Regions from separate parts of the Mus musculus genome. Here region 2 is linked to region 1. The links are chromatin loops, found by intact Hi-C in ENCODE. Cell type or tissue: heart. All regions are shown on one strand. Each heading gives the region's core, and the rest is flanking DNA. Links, peaks and the distances in the headings are about the cores only. Region 1 holds the start of Gm52523. Region 2 has its middle 4.9 kb from the start of Emc7.

The links. Peaks named below come from ENCODE experiments on the same cell type or tissue, not always from the same donor. Only the 100,000 strongest peaks of a DNase experiment are listed, where the experiment ranks them.
Region 2: it touches region 1 in a loop (2.1-fold over the local background); 1 of 42 quality-filtered maps calls a loop at or near these places.

The regions. Positions count from the first base shown.
Region 1 is chr2:112,235,967-112,241,297 of GRCm38, reverse strand. Gm52523 reads left to right here and starts at 1,235. Exons shown (of 2, transcript XM_030252294.1): 1 at 1,235-2,053. The coding sequence starts at 1,353. It overlaps Lpcat4 (lysophosphatidylcholine acyltransferase 4), which reads right to left and starts at 1,457. Exons shown (of 14, transcript NM_207206.2): 1 at 1,241-1,457. The coding sequence starts at 1,354. In heart, for the core only: CTCF peaks have their summits at 676 and 1,920 (motif pointing left); DNase peaks (open chromatin) are centred at 727 and 1,807; H3K4me3 peaks cover 2,450 bases; H3K27ac peaks cover 1,844 bases.
Region 2 is chr2:112,447,393-112,452,768 of GRCm38, reverse strand. No RefSeq gene overlaps it. Among named protein-coding and RNA genes, the nearest start is that of Emc7, 4.9 kb to the left of the region's middle. In heart, for the core only: a CTCF peak has its summit at 2,972 (motif pointing right); no DNase peak of the experiment used is centred there.

The DNA of each region.
Region 1 (5,331 bases), core at 1-5,000:
GTGAGGCCGGGAGGACAAGGGATCAATACCATTAGGTGCCTTGTTTTCTTACTCTCAGGTGACCCCCTCCCCCTACAAAGGTTACTGTCATAACGCATCTGATACTTGGAATGGATGTTAGGATTTAATGGACTGGGAGTGGGTGGCCCAAGCATTTAATCCCAGCACTCAGGAGGTAGAGTCTGGTGGATCTCTGTGAGTTCCAGGCCAGTCTTCTCTACAGAACAAGTTCTAGGACAGCCAGGGCTACACAGGGCAATACCTCCCCACCCCCAAAAGAAAAAAAGAAAAGAGGATTTAATGAGAAAATGCAGGGAAGGTGTCCAGCACTGTGTTTGATGTAGGTTAGAGACAGTTCTTCCCAACATCCCATCCCATTCCATAAATAGCTCCTATGTCAAACAAACCCTGTGCAGGGCTTTCAACACTTTGGGCCCAAGGAGCAGATGGCTGGAAACACAGAGATCCACTTTTCAAACCTCGGGTCAATCAATCCCTAGCCTAGTACTGCAGAACAGCAATCCTTCGGTAACACTCAGCCCTATTCCGCAAGGTAAGGGTTGCCAAGTGCCAGGGTGACTCCAGAGGCTTCCTTAGGATTGAGCAGGTAAATAAACCTAGCCCCCGGGGGCCGACCTCACGGGAGGTGATCACAACAGAAACCTTGGACACTTCCTCCCCACACCACCTCCTGGCTACCCTAGGGTGGTGCGTCCCTCTACTTCCTGTAGCTAACCCACCTCCCAGCCTCCCTGCCCCCACCAGTAGGTGCTGCAGTGACACGGGGGGGGGGGGGTGGTGGTGGCGGAAAGAGGAGGTGTTGGAAGGGCACAAGGACGCAGTCTCTGGGTCCAAACCGTTTAAGTCGAAGCCCCGATCGCTGAGCACGCCCCTGCCCCCACCCTGGGCTTTCCGTAGCCTTCAGCTCCATCCTAGCCCGTCAACCTCCGTAGGATGTAATCCGCATTCCCCAGTGCCCTCCATCTCTCCTATCCTTGGGTCTCCTTCAGTGCTCCCTCTCCCACTCATTTCTTCCTCACTTGTGAGCTCGTCTATCGCCTAAGCTGGAGTCCTCACCAAGGCTCCTCGCCTACCCACCCCCAGCCGCCCCCACGTGCGCGCCCCCTAACTCCCTCCCCACAAGCTTCTCATCCACCTCCTCTGGCACCCCCTTGCCCATCTCATCACTGGGTCTCTCCATTCCAACCAGTCTTCCACACGTCCCCTGCCCACACCTTACCTTAACCCTCTGGAGGCCGGAGAGGTGTAACTCATGCACGAACGGGTTTGGGGACGCAGAGGACCCAGAGGTGGGATCCAGGGGGGCCCAGGCCCCAGGACTTCCCTGGCTCATGGTGGGAGAAGGTCGAGCGAGGGCCGCGACCCCCCGCTCCCGGCCCGGGCCCCGCTCCCGGTCCGGCTCTGCAGAGCAGCGCGGCTCGTGCGGCACTGGCAGCGGCGGCGCTCTGGTCCCAGCCCCGCCTGGTGCCGGCCGAGGGGCGGAGAGCGGCGGCGCCGCCCGGGCCGCTCGCGTTGTCAGGGCGCCGGCCGCGGGGCGGGGCTTGCGGCTCTCCGGCGTCCCCGTTCAGCCGCGTTCTCCGCGGCCCCTCGCGCCATTCGGAGCGTGGCGCCCCGAGGACCTGGCTGCCCCTTTCCCAGGGTCTCCGGCTGGAAGCGGGGCAGAGAGGTGGGCGCGTAGGGGAGCGCCCTGGTCACTTTCCGGATGCTGTGGCCACCCTGCGAGCGCAGACGGGGTGGAGCCCTGTGTCAGGGCAGGTTGCCGAGGCCGGCAGCTGCGGAAGGAGGCTGGGCGCCCCTGGTCCCGCCGCTCCTCGGCCCCACTTTCCCCATCTCCGGGGCGGACCACCGCTTTCCTTCCCGGTCGGCGTGCCGCCATAATGGAGCCCGCGCCCTCTCGCGGCCGTACTGCGCGTCGCAGCTCTTGGCGTCCGAGCGTGCCGGGCTGCGTGGACCACCGTCACCCGCGCGCTTGCATCCCTCGATTCTTAGCGGGTGTACGTCCCCCAGTACGGCAAAGCCCGGCTCGGGAGAGGTAGCAATCTTAGCTTCTCTACTGGTCTCCCTGTGGAATATGGAGGTCACCTAAGTTCCTGTCACCTGCAAAACCCTAATGCTCTAAAAACACACTGTACTACAGCCTAACTGATGGGGCACTGGGGAATTGAGTGGACTTTGAAACCCATAGCTGCTAACACTATCAAATATGTAGTGCACAGGGAAGGAGGTAAGAGTCGTTATTTATGAAAATAAGCTGAGTTCAATTCACCTTGTCTTCCTTCTCTTACTGAAAGGTAAAAACTGAATGGGTGTTGAAGCAAGAAAACGAGGGAAAGAGCTAAGGATGTTTGCCCCCCCCCCCCATACCCTCCCCTCTCTCTTTTATTTTGTTTTTCGAGACAAATTGAGTTGTTCGTTAACTTGGGATATTTTCGGAGCCCAGGATGAAAGTGACGAGGACGTGTAGGTCATAGGACAACTTGCAGGGATGTTCTCTTTTTCTACTTTCTGGGTCTCAAGAATCGAACTCAGGTCATCAGATTTGTTGGCAGTGGCAAACAACTCTATGGGACACTCTATGGGACGGGTCATCCTACAAATCTGATTTGAGAATTTTAAGAAATAAAATCCAGGAGATAGGAGCGGGAGAAAGAGGACATTGCGGGGGGTGGGGGTGGGGTGGGGTGGGGTGGGGTTAGGTAGGGAGCCAGAAGACACTTCTGTCTAGATTCTGCCTCAGCTTCCTACAACTTTATCACTTACACCATTGATTGTATCCACAAGAAAAGGAGCAGCTGGCAGGGTCAGGGGAATAAAAGTAATGCACACTAGTTGAGATTTACATCTGCGACATCTGAAAGTTTGTATGTGGCTCCCCTCCCCCCTTCACGTGTTGAAGTCCTCATTCCCAGGTGATGGTTACTTGGTTAGACCTTGGGGAAATGTGTCTCCTTGTGGCAAAGTACCTGACAAGCAATTTAAGAAAGGCAGGGTTGTGAGTCACAGCGAGGGTTACAGCCTATCATGTCAGGAAAGGCAGGGAGAGGGAGTGTGAGGTGGCTGGTCACACTGAAGCAGAGAGGAAGGAGTGCTAGAGCTCAGCTCAGTTTTAATCCCCTTTTATTTATGGGTCCCAGCCTATGGAATGTTGCTAGCTACTTTCTGGGTGTGTCTTAGCGAACGTTTCTGCAGTTAAACCCTTCTGGAAACACCCTTAGAGACATGCCCAGAGTATGTCTCTATGATGATCTCTAATCCCATTCAAACTGACTTTGAGGACTAAGCGACACTAGCCAAGACCCTTATGATCACAGTATACTTACAAGGGGCGAGGAGGGAGGGGAGGGGGGAGGGGGAGAGGGAGGAGCCTTCTGATAACTCCTGTGTAAAAAGGTTATATGAGCCCATAGCCAGATCCCCTAGTCTTCAAGGCAGGAAGCTGATTTTGCCACACACCAAATCTGTGGACACCTTGGTCTTATACTGTCTAGGCTCTGGAACTGTGAGAGGGATTGGCCTCCTTCCTAGTTTATTATACTTTGTTGCAGCAGTCCATGAAGACTAAGACTTTTATTTTTTCTGTGTGTGTGTGTGTGTGTGTGTGTGTGTGTGAGAGAGAGAGAGAGAGAGAGAGAGAGAGAGAGAGAGAGAGAGAGAGGAGAGAGAGAGAGAGAGAGAGAGAGAGAGGAGGAAGGGGAGGGGGAGAGGAGACTCAGTCAGTCTGTATAGTCCAGGCTGGCCTTGAATTCTTGAATTTGAGACCTGTTTCCCAATTTATCAAATTTCTGGTATGTGTCATCACATCTGGCCTAAAATAGTTTTTTTTTTTTTTTAATATTTATTTATTTATTATATGTAAGTACACTGTAGCTGTCCTCAGACACACCAGAAGAGGGAGTCAGATCTTGTTAGGGATGGTTGTGAGCCACCATGTGGTTGCTGGGATTCGAACTCTGGACCTTCGGAAGAGCAGTCGGGTGCTCTTACCCACTGAGCCATCTCACCAGCCCCTAAAATAGTTTTTTAAAAAAGTTAATCTTAGCGAAGATTCTATTCTATTCTCTCTTACTTAAAAGAAGTCAGGTTTTTGTTTTGTTTTGTTTTGTTTTGTTTGAGACAGGGTTTCTCTGTATAGCCCTGGCTGTCCTGGAACTCACTCTGTAGACCAGGCTGGCCTTGAACTCAGAAATCCACCTGCCTCTGCCTCCCAAGTGCTGGGATTAAAGGTGTGTGCCACCACTGCCCAGCTCCAGAAATCAGGTTTTAGATAACACACATCTTTCAAAGTAGTTCCACTCTTTTTGTTGCTGTTACTTGTTGGAGTCTGGGACTTGCCACACAAACCAGACACCCATCTCAGTTAAATAGGGGTGGTTTATTGAATGCACACCAAAAGACTGAGTCGTTGGGGCCACAGACCAGACTTAGGAGCTGACTGTGGCCTTGGACATCTCTCAGAGCCAGTTTATACAGGCTCAAACCACCGTGAGCTCCTGTCAGGTTCAGAAAGCACAGCCTGTGGTCAGCTCTGACTCAAGCAGCCTTGGCCAGCTACACAGAACAGTTCTCACTGCCCTTCATCCTGATGGGTCCTAAGTGGACCTTATGGTGGTGGAATTTCTTTTTTTTTTTTTTTTTTTTTTTTTTTTAAGATTTATTTATTTATTATATGTAAGTACACTGTAGCTGTCTTCAGACACTCCAGAAGAGGGAGTCAGATCTTGTTACGGATGGTTGTGAGCCACCATGTGGTTGCTGGGATTTGAACTCTGGACCTTCGGAAGAGCAGTCGGGTGCTCTAACCCACTGAGCCATCTCACCAGCCCGGTGGTGGAATTTCTTAAGATTAAAAACAACCTCACAACATAAGAGGGTGTGTCGTCAGCTTGACCCTGCTGTGAGTCAAGCTCTTTTTCTGTCTCAGTAACAATGAAATGACTGGCAGGTATGAAACAAAATGGCTGCAGCTATGCTGGGGGAGCAGGCCTCAACATTATTATTATTATTTTCTTTTCTTTTTTTTTTTTTTTTTTTTTGGTTTTTCGAGACAGGGTTTCTCTGTATAGTCTTGGCTGTCCTGGACCTCACTTTGTAGACCAGGCTGGCCTCGAACTCAGAAATCCGCCTGTCTCTGCCTCCCAAGTGCTGGGATTAAAGGCGTGCTCCACCACCGCCCGGCCATCATCATCATCATCATCATCATTATTGTTGTTGTTGTTATTATTTTAAGATAGGGTTTCTCTGTCATGGAATTCATTCTGTAGACCAAGCTGGCCTCAAACTCCCAGAGATCCACCTGCCTCTGCCTTCATG
Region 2 (5,376 bases), core at 180-5,179, 210 kb before region 1:
GGGGCTATCTTTATGAGTACAACAGATAATGGAAAGTGGTGGTTGAAGACATTTTATCTCAGTTTTTCTCTCTCTCTCTCTCTCTCTCTCTCTCTCTCTCTGTTGTTGTTTGATATTTCTTTTTTTGTCTGTTTAGTTTTTTTGTTTGTTTGTTTGTTTGTTTGGAGACAGGGTTTCTCTGTATAGCCCTGGCTGTCCTGGAACTCACTTTGTAGACCAGACTGGCCTCAAACTCAGAAATCCAACTGCCTCTGCCTCCCAAGTGCTGGGATTAAAGGTGTGTGCCACCATGTTCAGCCTCAGTTCTTTCTTTTTACAGTACTCCTTAAGATATTTTTTTGTTTTTCTTTTCTTTTCTTTCCTTTTCTCTTTTCTTTTATTTATTTATTTATTTATTTATTTATTTATTTATTTATTTATTGAGACAGGGTTTCTCTGTGTAGCCCTGGCTGTCCTGGAACTCACTTTGTAGACCAGGCTGGCCTCAAACTCAGAAATCCACCTGCCTCTGTCTTCCGAGTGCTGGGATTAAAGGCGTGCGCCACCATGCCCGGCTAAGATATTGTAACTATTATGGAGTGAGTTGTATTCCTGCAAAGTCATTTGGTGAAGCTCTAACTGCCTGTAAGAATATATCTGGATATAGGACTTCTAATGAAATAATTAAAGTTAAATATCATAAGGGCAAGACCTTATGTATCAGGCCTGGTTCCTAATAAGGAGCAAGCAAAACATGGAGACATACATATTCAGACAAAAAAACACCATGTGGAGAAGAGAAACCAACTGTCAGCATCTCTCTCTGGGATTCCTACCTGCTGGAACTGGAGTTAATAAAGCTCTCTTGTTAAACAGGCCAAACTGGGTTGCTGTGGAAGGCCTAGATTAATACACCATCGTTTGCTGTTCAGGTTGCCTATAATGGGAATATCTGGGAGCAGAAGACACCTCAGGCAGTGGTGAGCTCACCGAGAACAGACTCTTGGGAGACAGCTCTTTTAATAAGGGAACAAAGGCTACTTAAACCGTAGGGGGCGGGTAAGGGCTTTTGGGGTGAGTTACATCATTGTCCATGGCCTGGGCACTGGGGATACCTCATTTGCATAAGGAAATTCCAGATGCTGCCAAACATGACTTTATAAGTGGATTGGAAGTTTGGCTACTGAGGTTGGGGACAAGGCTGAACATAGGCCTCGGGTTTGGGGTGGGGCAGCAATCCTACCCCTGTCAATTTTAGGATTAGAATTCCAGGGTTTGGCAAACCTCAACCCAACTCTTGCTCTTGGCCAGCTCCCCACTCCCCACTCCCCACTCCCAGTCCCTCAGCTCCCTGGCCCCACAATCTTTGACCTTTTCTCCCCATCTGTCTTAGTCAGGGTTTCTATTCCTGCAGAAACATCATGACAAAGAAGCACTTGGGGAGGAAAGGATTTATTCAGCTTACACTTCCATACTGCTGTTCATCACCAAAGGAAGTCAGGACTGGAACTCAAACAGGTTAGGAAGCAGGAGCTGATGCAGAGGCCATGGAGGGATGTTCTTTACTGGCTTGCTTCCACTGGCTTGCTCAGCTTGCTCTCTTATAGAACCAAGACTACCAGTCCAGAGATGGTCCCACCCACAAGGGGCCTTTCCCCCTTGATCACAAATTGAGGAAATGCCTTACAGCTGGATCTCGTGGAGGCATTTCCCCAACTGATGCTCCTTTCTCTGTGATAACTCCAGCTGTGTCAAGTTGACACCCAAAACCAGCCAGTACACCATCCTTCTCCTAAATGCAACAACCAAGGTCTCTGTTCTCTGCCTCACCACGAATGGGATCTGCATTGTGTTGCAGACTTAGGGGAAAACCATGTGTTTGCAAGGAAGACATTCCATCAAAGACAAAAGCGCCAAAATGGCATCACTGATCACCAGGTTCACTTTGCCGGAGGGCTGAGCCCTCAGACAGTTTCAGGGTTATTTCAAATCCAGCTAGGGCAGACATAACCATTATTGAATCACCGTTAAAATATGAGACTGTGTAGCAGTGCCCCAATCCTTAACTGCTAGAGTGGTTTTAGAAAACACAAAGTAAACTAACACCTCTATAAAACGATAAAAATGTTACAAATATGCCCAAATAAAAATAACTTCAAAGCAAGTCTTTATATTTTTTTTTCAAGTGTATTTTTTTTCTTCTTTGTTGATACTTTGTTGCACCGGTTCTGAAAATGAAGAGGGGAACGTGGGAGTTGCTTTTTCTGTAGGAGTATGAGCGGAAGAAGACAAGCAGCAAACACCGACTGAGATCTGTCTCCCGCTCTACCTTAGTCCTTAGTCTACTGTCACTTAGCAAAGCATCTAGTATTTGGAAATCCTCGACTGTCAAACGCAGGACTCCACACACTGACCAGAGGACACAAGTCTAAGGGCTCATTTCAGACATGGTAGAAGTCTGTTATCTGCTGTTTTCTAAGTAGGATATGGTTTGTATAGATACCCAACTCCAAATTATAGGAGAGGCAGTCTTGCAATACCCCCCCTTGGGCCTGTGTCTAATATAGAAACTAAGCACAGGAAACTGTTCTAGGAAGACCTTAAGTTTGATGTACTTTGCTTGTTCAGACAGACTAACCTTGCTGCTTTACATCCTGGAAGGTTGACCCTTCAAAAATTGCAAAAACTCTTCTCTCTTCTTCTATCTTCCAGAAAACTGACTTTTGCTAATGGACTGTACCAGGAAAGGCTTTTCAGTTTCCTTTAACAATGCCGCAGAAAATTTAGTGATGAGGTAAATTTACAGTCACTCCTTCCCAACTTTCCATGGTTTTCCTGTTTAGACGTCAAGCAGGTGGTACTTACCTGAGCTATTACTTATCCTTGGTTATTAATGATGATGTGAAATGTGGAGGTGATTTGTTCGTCACCCAGACCTGCTCTTTTCCACCCTCTCTTCTCTCTGGGCCCCCAGCCTTTTCTTGTTATTGCCACACGGGGGCAGAGAGGAGTGTGAAATAGGGAAAAAACAGAACAACATCCAGAATTTAAGAATTTTTTTGAGTGTTGGATTACACATTCAGATGTTATTTCTTCCTTTTTGTAAAAGCATTCTTTGTGTTTTTGATATTTTTGCAACAGTTTGTAGTTAATTTTTTTAATTAAAGAAGCTGAAGTATTATTTATACATATACATATATGTGTGTATAGTTATACACATGTAGTTATATGTATACATATGTATATATACATATACATACGTATATACATATATATACACACATATATACACATATAACTATATAACTATTGAAATTTGAATCAGCACTTCTCCAAAACCAATTATCCTCCCTTGCTGGAGTTTTCCTAATCACTTACTGACATATTTGGGGATGGGTTTGGCCATTTCCCTCTGTCTCAGTATTCTGCTTGTTAGTATTTGTGTGGTGTCATGGTGATCCTCTAGCCACTTTCATGTACCAGCTTTCTAAATAGAAGAAAGGTTAAAAGGGAAGTCAGTGTTTTTTTAATAGAGTAGCCACTGTAATTCCTAGGAAACTTCAGCTATGCTAATCCCCAAACACTCTGGTATTTATTTGGGGATGACTTTTGCCCTCTTGAGTTTTCAAATCATATTTACTTCAAACAGTTAAGCTAATCTCTTTCACTCAAATAGACTGTAGTCAATTCTTTTGTATATTTTTAATGTCTGTTGCCCACCTAGGACTCTGGGTTTCAAACTCTCAAAAGCTATCTCTAAAGTTCTTTGCAGTGAAATGAATCATCTGTCTTTCACATAGGGAAGTTAGTATGCTTCTATGTCTTCCAGAAATAGATAATAATGGAAATGTTTCACTTTATTCATTTTACTTGAATTTCTTATCTCTTCCATCAAATTCTGTGAAAACTAAAAGAAAAACAAATTGAGGAAGAATAAAATATGATAAATAACTTACAAACATGAAGAGGAAACATCTTAGATTGTAGGAAATGATAATATCCTAGGTCTCCTGGCATATTCTAGATCAAGTGCTTTGTAAATATTAAAATGTATTTCTCAATACTGTACTGTGTTTGAGTAATAGTGGCTGAGAAGCCAACATCTAAGGTGGAAGAAGCTATGGTACACTGATTATTCTTGTGTGTTAAGCCTGGACTGTTCTAGTGGGCACAGCTTTTCACTGGCTTGGGCTGCAGTGTAGGAATGTCCTTGACACCATGGGGGTCTAGTTTAAAGGATTAGCTCAGAGCAGCCACAGAACATGCCATGTTCAACACAGCAGTTGAACTTGAGCTTCACCCAGGGAGCTTGAGCCTTTATTCAGTCAGTCCCTGGGCTCTGCCTTTCACATGCCAGCCCTTAGAAAGCACTGAGCCTCTGTTTACAACTGCACAAGTACAATGGCTGTAGTTCCAGGATGTCTTCATTTGAATCTAAACTTTGTAAAAAATTGTTGTAAAGTACACATTCAATTTACTGTCACAACCATTTGAAGTTCACATTTAGTTGACGTAAGTTTCTATGTAGTGTTGAGCAAGACTCCTTCCAGACCCTTTTATTTTAGGGAACTGAAACTACATCTATTAAAAAACAAAACAAGGGGCTGGCGAGATGGCTCAGTGGTTAAGAGCACCGACTGCTCTTCCAAAGGTCCGGAGTTCAAATCCCAGCAACCACATGGTGGCTCACAACCATCTGTAATGAAATCTGATGCCCTCTTCTGGAGTGTCTGAAAACAGCTACAGTGTACTTACATATAATAAATAAATAAATCTTTAACAAAACAAAACAAATTTAAAAACCTCATTGTCCTCCCTTGCCAACCAACTGATGACCACTTAATTCCTTTATGTTCCTGTGAATTATCTGGGGCTCATTAAATAGGCTTACAGAAGGTGTCTTTTCATGTGTAGCTTACCTCACTTAGCACAGCAACATCATTGAGGTTCATACATATTGGAACATATGTTAATTTTCTTTCTTTTAAAACTGGGTGAATGGATTCAATTGAATGTACATGGTATGTTTTGCCCATTCCTTCAGGCTGCTTCCATGTTTGCTACTGTGGGTATGAAGAGGGGCCTACACACAGCTGTGAAGTCCTGCCTCTCCTTCCTTTGGGTCAGACAGCCGTTCTCTTTTTGCTTTAGATGGAGGTATCACGCTGTTTTCCAGGATGGCAGTACCATTTAATTTTGCTACCAGTAGGGCAGTGTTGCAGGTTGTCTACACCATGTTAGACCTTGTTATGTTTGCTTTTTATTTCTTTGGGGTTCCTTGTGTTGGTTCACATAGAAGCCATGGATCAGGGTGTGGGTGGCCTTGAGTTGCATTTTCTTTACATCCATAGATCTTTTCTCAGGCTCTGTGTTTTATTTCTTTTGAGCTTGTTGGCC